Linked DNA regions of Homo sapiens: regions 1 and 2 are each linked to region 3. A link is a contact called in ENCODE Hi-C or POLR2A ChIA-PET data. All regions are on one chromosome and are shown on one strand. Each heading gives the region's core, a stretch centred on a gene start or an enhancer-like site at or near the end of the contact. The rest is flanking DNA. Distances are from core to core; before and after follow the strand shown. Region 1 holds the start of PUS7 (pseudouridine synthase 7). Region 2 overlaps SRPK2 (SRSF protein kinase 2). Region 3 holds the start of SRPK2 (SRSF protein kinase 2).

What was found. A loop is a pair of places that touch in the nucleus more often than their neighbours do. ChIA-PET counts read pairs that join two places held with the same protein, here RNA polymerase II (POLR2A). Pooled maps may share reads with other maps.
Region 1: a map of B cell shows a loop between it and region 3 (5-fold over the local background). The contact joins the promoter of PUS7 here to the promoter of SRPK2 in region 3. A Hi-C loop is called at or near these places in 9 of 168 maps with a recorded cell type or tissue (B cell, CD4-positive, alpha-beta T cell, CD4-positive, alpha-beta memory T cell and 4 more), 8 of 37 single-sample maps with no recorded cell type and 19 of 50 pooled maps. POLR2A ChIA-PET finds 5 or more read pairs at or near these places in 8 of 52 experiments (CD4-positive, alpha-beta T cell, GM12878, OCI-LY7 and 5 more).
Region 2: a loop to region 3 is called in a pooled map, with 2.1 times the contacts of the local background. The contact joins the enhancer-like site here to the promoter of SRPK2 in region 3. A Hi-C loop is called at or near these places in 1 of 50 pooled maps. POLR2A ChIA-PET finds 5 or more read pairs at or near these places in 3 of 52 experiments (A673, activated CD8-positive, alpha-beta memory T cell and activated T-cell).

The regions. Positions count from the first base shown.
Region 1 is chr7:105,520,856-105,523,555 of GRCh38, forward strand. PUS7 (pseudouridine synthase 7) reads right to left here and starts at 1,416. Exons shown (of 16, transcript NM_019042.5): 1 at 1,197-1,416. RefSeq lists enhancers at 243-897, 2,181-2,681 and silencers at 440-585, 795-1,544.
Region 2 is chr7:105,243,276-105,245,975 of GRCh38, forward strand. The region is part of intron 2 of SRPK2 (SRSF protein kinase 2); the gene reads right to left. It also overlaps the pseudogene RPL36P12. Among named protein-coding and RNA genes, the nearest start is that of SRPK2, 140 kb to the right of the region's middle. RefSeq lists an enhancer at 1,379-1,919. Within about 2 kb of position 1,361, at least 7 of the 41 ENCODE cell types and tissues checked have a DNase peak (open chromatin) inside an H3K27ac peak, as active enhancers do; they include A673, where a contact is called at or near this core.
Region 3 is chr7:105,387,629-105,390,328 of GRCh38, forward strand. It overlaps SRPK2 (SRSF protein kinase 2), which reads right to left and starts at 1,293. Exons shown (of 16, transcript NM_182692.3): 1 at 1,163-1,293; 2 at 1,020-1,074. The coding sequence starts at 1,178. RefSeq lists silencers at 444-543, 644-763, 1,104-1,233, 1,264-1,333, 1,344-1,393 and 1 more.

The DNA of each region.
Region 1 (2,700 bases), core at 166-2,665, 130 kb after region 3:
AGCGAGACCCTGTGTGGTGGCACATGCCTATAGTCCCAGCTACTTGGGAGGCTGAGGTGAGAGGATTGCTTGAGCCCAGGAGTTCAAGGCTGCAGTGAGCGATGATCACGCAACTGCACTCCAGCCTGGGCAACAAGAGCAAAATTCTGTCTCAAAAAAATTAAAAAAATAAAAATAAAAAAACCAAAAACATGTTCACAAGGAGTTGTTAAGTACGTACTGTTGGCTACTTTCCTAATGTTTGAACCTAACAATTGCCTAACCAACCCCTTTTCAATAGTGTTGTACAGTCTGATTTTCGACAGATCCCTCAATAGTCGAGGCTCCCCCAGGCCAATGGGGCATAGTCATTTCATAGATGATTAGAGGCTTGGGGATGGGGGGGAGGGAACCTTAGTAACCCTTTATTTTTGGAATGGAAAAAAAAAGTAGTCTGACGGGACCAAATATTTTAAAAACTAAACTCTTTGCCAACCCTACTCGGCAGGCAACGAAGGTGTGCTTCTAAACACCTCTGCGCAGGGCTGACGAGGAGGACTCGAATTTCAGCTTGCACAGCAGCACCTCCATCCACTCGTTAAGCATTCACCCAGCTTGAGGGCTGGAGAAAGCACTCTGAGTCTGCAGCCCGTCCACTCCTACTCTGGGAAATGCATACAAAGCAAGCAGTCCCCAGAGCCCGCGTGGCGCCTAGTAGGCTCCCAGTGAGCGGCGACGCAGGACACAGGGGTGGAACACGTGGGCTGGACCCACAGAAGGCAGGCGCGGCGAAGCAGTGGCACCGTGAAGGGCTTCAGGGCCAGTGTTCCTCTGACGGAGGGACAAGAGTTTAGGGAGCGTCCGGGGCAAAGAAAGGGAGGAGTGGGAAGGGGGCCCCCGGGGGACAGCGCCGCGCGGGGAGGAGGGGAGCGCTCGGGCGCGGCGCCTCCGGACGACTGGCCGGGCAGAGCGGAGCGGGGAGCGGGGAGCGGAGAGCGGCGCCTGCACCGCCGAAGCGCAGGACCCACTGGGTTCCAACCGTGCTCCCGCTGGCACGATCCATAATGGAGGCGCCGCGGGCTCTGACCACTGCGGGGCCGCCTTCCCAGTCCGCCTTCCCAGTCCGCACTGCCTCTTGGGGCGGGGCCCTGGGGCTGGGGCTGGGGCCAGGGCCAGGCCGAGGAGCCCCGGCGGCCGCGGGGAGGCCGCGCACTTACCCGGAGCCTGGGAGCGCGGGCGCGGCGTGAGCTGGGCGGCGAGGTGGCCAGCGCTCTGGTTGGGACGCAAGAGAGCGGCGAAGGCCACTTGGATGAGCCAGCGGCTAGGGCGGCCAGGCAAAAGCAGCGCTTTCCGCGCGGAGGACCAGATGCGCTCCAGCCGACTCACCGGCGGCCGGGCTCGCACACGTGCGGCGCAGCGACGCGCCGCGGCCCGACTGGACCCGCCCCGGGGGCGGAGTCCGCTCCCTGCCGCCGGCCCCGCCCCCGGCCCACCCACTCGGAGCGGCCTGCAAGCCAGGGAGCGCCCCAACGCGGACTCCCAGCCTACGCGCGTTCACCCTGGACCTTCCTCGCGACCGCGCCTGAGTCGCACCAGCGGCAGAGAGCGATTTCACCAAGCATCTAAGAGTTCTTTAGATCTTTAGGAAGTCTAAGGCAGCGATTGCCTCCTTTGGTGTTATATTCTAAGTGTTTCCTTCACATAGTTGTGGCCCTTTCACGTTGCACCGACCACGCAGTTGACAATAATGGAAAGAGAATCACTTTAGGGACTAAATATTGTTCTACATTTGATCCTGGGAATGTAGTGGATCTAAAAGCACCATCTTCCTACTTCTTACCGCTCTGGCTTGATGGCTTGCCATAGGATCTGCTTCAAGAAACCGGATCATAGGTTTTTTTTGTTTTGGTTTGGTTTGGTTTTGACAGAGTCTCGCTCTGTCGCACAGGCTGGAGTGCGGTGGCGTGAACACAGTTCACTGCAGCCTCGACCTCCCAGGCTCAAGCAATCCTCCCACTTCAGTATCCCAAGTAGCTGGGACTACAGGTGCATCCCACCGCACCCAGGCTAATTTTTTTGGGGGTGGGGGGTAGAGACAAGATTTCACTATGTTGCCCAGGCTCTAATAGTTTTTTTGCTTTTTGTTTGTTTGTTTGTTTTTTGAGACGGAGTCTTGCTCTGTCGCCCAGGCTGGAGTGCAATGGCGCGATCGCTGCTCACCGCAACCTCCGCCACCCGGGTTCAAGCGATTCTCCTGCCTCAGCCTCCCGAGTAGCTGGGATTACTGGCGCACGCCACCATGCCCGGCTTATTTTTTGTATTTTTAGTAGAGTACGGGGTTTCACTATGTTGGCCAGGCTGGTCTCGAACTCTTGACTTCGTGATCCGCCCGCCTCCGCCTCTGTGTTGAGATTACAGGCGTGAGCCACCGCTCCCAGCCTCTAATAGTTTTTCCGTTTTGTTTTATTTTGTTTGAGAGAGAGTCTCACTCTGTTGCAGGGTTCAAGCGATTCTCCTGCATCAGCCTCCCGAGTAGCTGGGCCTACGAGTGCTTGACATCATGCCAGACTAATTTTTTTGACGGGGTTTTTGCCTGTTGGCCTTGAACTCCTGACCTCAAGTGATTTGCCTGCCTAGGCCTCCCAAAGTACTGGGATTATAGGCATGAGCCACCATGCCCTGCCCAATTTGTTTTTTTGTTTTGTTTTTTACACAATGAAA
Region 2 (2,700 bases), core at 111-2,610, 140 kb before region 3:
TTACTTCCATGTGAGCCAATGCACCCCGCCTACATTCTAATCTTAATTCTCTAAATCTAGATGATGACACTTCACAGTTGAGGAGCCTGAGATAGGATCAAAGGTGGCAAGATTACAATTAAAATCCTAAAGTCATTTGTAATCCCAACACTTTGGGAGGACAATGCAGACAGATCACCTGAGGTCAGGAGTTCAAGACTAGTCTGGCCGACATGGTGAAACCCTCTCTCTACTAAAAATACACAAATTAGCCGGGCGTGGTAGTGCATGCCTTGAACCCAGGAGGTGGAGGCTGCAGTGAGCCAAGACCGCACCATTGCACTCCAGTCTGGGTAACAGAGAGAGACTCCATCTCAAAAAAAAAAAAAAAAAAAACCACATGCCAAGCAATCTCAAATAACGAACGGTAAATTTAGGGCTGTGAAGAAACTTGAGAATTACAATAGACTGAATTTGCAGCAAGACAAAAAAAAATTTTAATTTCAGTTACAAAGATGTTATTATCTCTAAACCATAACACAATAAGAATCTGCAGCTCAGCAGATTACCTAAATTCACACGTGAGAAGTGGAATGAACAAAATTTACCAGTCCAATCCAGAGACCTTTGTCGGGAATTCTGGCTGCTGCCATCAATAAAATGGAAGAGAAACAGCCAAGGTAACTGAGTTGGAGTCCCAACTCTGCCATTAATAAGATGAGTGTGCCTCCAAGGTTCAGAACTTGTGGGTATTTCAAACATTGAGTGGGAACTTCTAGAAGGAAAGAGCTGCCATAAAGAAGCCCCACGAGGGCTGAAGAGCTGGCAGGGGTAGAGGGCCCAAGTCCCGTCCGCTGGTCAGGAGGCTTTTCCAGGCCAACCAAAACCACTGTAGTAGGTGGAGACCCCACTGAGTCCATGAGAACACAGAGAAGTTGGGGTAAAACCGCTATAAAAAGAAACATTTGCAAGGCTGTTCAGAAGGCAGTAAAACAAAAAGATACTGTCCAATATTTCCTATTAAAAAATACAGGGCCGGGCGCGGTGGCTCACGCCTGTAATCCCAGCACTTTGGGAGGCCGAGGCTGGTGGATCATCTGAGGTCAGGAATTCAATACCAGCCTGGCCAACATGGTGAAACCCTGTGTCTACTAAAAATACAAAAATTAGCTGCACATGGTACCAGGCGCGCGCCTGTAATCCCAGCTACTCGGGAAGCTGAGGCGGGAGAATCGCTTGAACCCGGGAGGCGGAGCTTGCAGTGAGCTAAGATCGTGCCACTGCACTCCCGCCTGGGCGACAGAACGAGACTCCGTCTCAACAACAATAAAAAAATCCCAGAGTTCCACGCGGCGCCAGCCCCAGCGCGCCAGGGCCGCCTTTGGAGAGCAGCAGCCCTGGCTCTGCGCTACCCTATGGCCGTGGGCCTCAACAAGGGCCAAAAGGTGACCAAGAACGTGAGCGAGCCCAGGCACAGCCGCCGCCGCGGGCGTCTGACCAAACACACCAAGTTTGTGCGGGACATGATCCCGGAGGCATGTGGCTTCGCCCCGTACAAGCAGCACGCCAAGGAGTTACTGAAAGGTCTCCAAAGACAAACGGGTCCTCAAGTTCATCAAGAAAAGGGTGTGGGCGCACATCCGCGCCAAGAGGAAGCGGGAGGAGCAAAGCAACGTCCTGGCCGCCATGAGGAAAGCCGCTGCCAAGAAAGACTGAGCCCCCTTCCCTGCCCTCTCCCTGAAATAAAGAACAGCTTGAGAGGAAAAACAAAACAAAACAAACACACACACACACACACACACACACACACACACACACACCTCTTTTTCTTAGTATTTCCTAACCAAGTGGGAAAGAAATAAAAATCTTTATTCAAATAAAATTTGTGTCTATAGGCCAAAGAACGTGCTAGGCACCAGAAACGTGAACATGAGACAGTTAAAGCTCCTTGCGTCTCGAGCTAGTGGAGTGAGAAGCACTGAGTCTCAGTACAAAGGTCTAGATGGTGCTCTAGGAGGCAGCAGGACCCTCTGCAGTGGGATGGTAAGGGCAGCGTGCAGGGGACATGGCATCTTCTCAGTGAGGTCCAGGCAGAGGGAAGTACACATTATGAAGATAAGAAGGGTAAAAGAGCCAGAAATGGCAGGATCAGTGAGGACTTTAGATAAAGAGGACCACCAGACTGTGAACGACCTGTTTTAAGCTATATTAATGAGTCTCTTTTAGGAATATAATTCTGGGGATGATGCAAAGGGCGGAGGAACAGGAAGAGAGGCTAGTGAACAATATTTGAGGGCAAATGAGGAATGACAGATGAAAGCAGTACAGCGAGTTTTGACGGAAGCATTTGGAGAGGACTCCTGCAAAGAAACCGGTAGGATCTAGTGACCAACTAGATACAGACTACGGGGGAAAATGAGGAGATAAAGTAACTCGGGCTTCTGCATTTAGAAAACACTTTTTTTCCCCTCAAGAGACAAGTTCTCTCTGTTGCCCAGGCTAGAGTGCGGTGGTTATTCACAGGCACAATCTTCATGCACTATGGCCTTGAACTCCTGGGCTCAAGTGATCCTCCCACCTCAGCTGCCAGAGTAGCCACAACTACAGGCACACATCATCGCACCCAGCTGGAGACACTTTTAAAAATTAAATAGCAGAGTGACAAAATGTTAGGTCACCGCGAGGCAGGATAAAGCCTGTGGGCCCCACTGTTGTAGACCC
Region 3 (2,700 bases), core at 43-2,542:
ACAACCAAAAATGTTTCTGGATTTTATTAAAGATAATGCTGGATTCTCGTTCCCCACAGTACCAAAGATGCCACACAGAGTATTCTTGCTCAAAAGAGCGAAGCAATTAATCTAGAGGAAGAGATAACGATGTCGAACGCTGGTAAATCAAAAAAATTAGGAGAGAGGAGTGGAAAAGGAGAAGACGCGGCGGCGCTGTGCGGTCTCGGAGCAGCTCTCCAGGAAAGGGTTCTTGGGCAGCGGCCCCCCTGCTCGGGTGAGCGGCCAGGCTGGAGGTGGCCGCCACGGGCGCGTTTTCCACTCCGACCGGCTCCCGCGCACACGCCCACCGCCCTGCGCAGCCCGCGACCCCGGCGCCCGCAGCGCACCCAAGTCACGCTCAACCCGAGCGGAAAGTTTCGAATCCAAACCCGAGAGCCGAAACGCACAGGTCTCGGGGCTGAACTCGCGCCAGGAACACGCCCGAGGCAAACCACTTGACAACCAGCTTAGGTTCTCAGCAGAAAGGCCGACAGGCGGGGGCCGGGGAGGAAGGGGAGGCGAGACACACGCCCTCCCGCACACTCGGCCCCTCCGCCTCCTCGGCCCGCGGCTCAGGTGGGAGCAACGCAGCCGCTGCACTCCCGCAGCGGGCGGGCCGGAGCCCAGCGGCAGACGCCGGGGCCCCTTCCGGAAAGGGCCGCGACCCCCGGGCCAGCTCGCGGGCAAGGGACGGGTGCGCACGCCCTGCCCGGCGCCTTTCCGCCGGCCTCCCGCCCGCCGGCCGGTGGCGACCCGGGGCGGGAGGTCGCGGGGTCGAGGCTCCGTGATGCTAGGGAACCGGCCGCGGCCCGCGCGCCCCTCCCCCGCCGCCGCCCCTCCCCCCGGGCCGCCCGCCGGGGGCAGGAGCCGAGCGCCAGCGTCCCGGGGGACCAGCCCGCCCGCCGGCCCGGGGACCCGGACAACTTTCCCCTGCGCGGCCGCGGGCGCCCCCGACGGGGCGGGGGTGGGGAACGGGGACAGGCGCAGCGTGGACTCACTTTTTCGGATGTTTCTCTCTTTTCGGCCTCCGCTTTCGGGCCTGAATGGCCAGCACTGGGGAAGAGAAGACACACATTAACGGTCGGGCCGCCCGCCCGGGCTGGCCGCGTGGCGGGGAGAGGGCGCGCCGCGGGCCACTCACCTTTCCGGGAGCTCATTCCGACGCGGCGGAAGCGGGGCGGGGGGCTTCGCGACGGCGACGCGGGCGCCGAGACGAGCTGGGCTGCAGCCTCCACTCGCTCCGCCGGCCGGGAGGAGACGAGAACCGCGCCTGCGCCGCCGCCGCCGCCGCCGCTCCAGCAGGGACCCAGCAAGACCCGCCCCCGTCCGGCCCCGCCCCCGCCCCGCCCCCACCCGCCGGCCCCGGGGGTCGGGACCCCAGCGCCGCGCGCCCAGCGCCCCGCGCCCCCGCCCCACCCACCTGTGCAGAAGTGGCCGCCGCCCATGGCCGCGCTGGCCCTCGGCCTCCCCCACCCCAGCCCGCGGCCCGGGCCTCCGCCTCCTGCGATCCTGCGGCTGGCCCAGGCCGCCCGCCTCTCCCGGGCACCGGACCCGCGGGACCCTCCCTCCCCGCCGCGGCCTCTCCCCTCCGCACCCCGGCCGGTCGCGCCGCCCGCTGCTCCATGCGCCCGTCCTTGGCCGGCGCCTCCGCGGGTCTCGCACCACCTCTCTTCCCGCGGCCTCTTCTCTCCCTTTGCTCCTCTACATCCTTGCAACCCCATGAGCGCCGCTTCCTCCTCTCCGGCAGGCGTGGAAAGGGCACACGACCAAAAGCTGGGAAACCTGGGTCCGCGATTAGCGGTGTGACCTTGGAGAAGTCATTTTCTCTCCCACCTCTAAGTGCCCTCCAGGATTGCATGAGTTTAATGAAGGAAAAGATACAGATAGCATTCAAGGTAGGACAAAGGTTTTGCACATGAATTGAAACTCGCTTCCGTAAACACCAGGTGTATAACAATTCAAAACAACAATCACACCAAGTAGTTATTTTCTGCATCCTACAATGAGGAAACTGAGTCCCAACGAGGTTAAAAAGTTTAACCAGCCAGGATCGAAATTCAGGCCTGGCCGTCGACAAACCACCTTATCAGGCTGCCTACAAAAGATGTGAATCAAGTTGATAGTGACACAAAAAGATAACTGCAATGTTCTCTTATTTATGTAAATAATTACAATAGTTTTTGAAAGATACGCATTCTGACTATTAACTCCCTCATTGGTCACACAACTGTATCTTTGACAAGGTGGCTTACACTAAGGATGATAAATCAGAACGGGAAACTCTGCTTGGATTTTGAAGAGTCCTTAACTTTTTATATTCAAAAAAATATCAAACCCTATAGAAAAGTTACAAGGAAAATACAATTAACAGCCAAATTAACCCATATTCACCAATTTTTAACATTCTGCCACATTTGCTATCTATGTGTCTGTGTGTATGGTTTATTTTGCTGAATCACTTGAGTTTTTGTAGACACTGTTACCCTTTATCCCTAAATATTTCAGTACATATCTACTAAGAATAAAGATAATCTCCCACATAATCAGAATTCCATGATCACTCCAAGAAACTTTCATACTAATACAATGTAATCATCTGTAACATACAGGCCATATATATTCAATTTTGCAAAATATCCCAGTAATATCCCTTGTCGCTGATTTTCTTTTTTTCCCAAT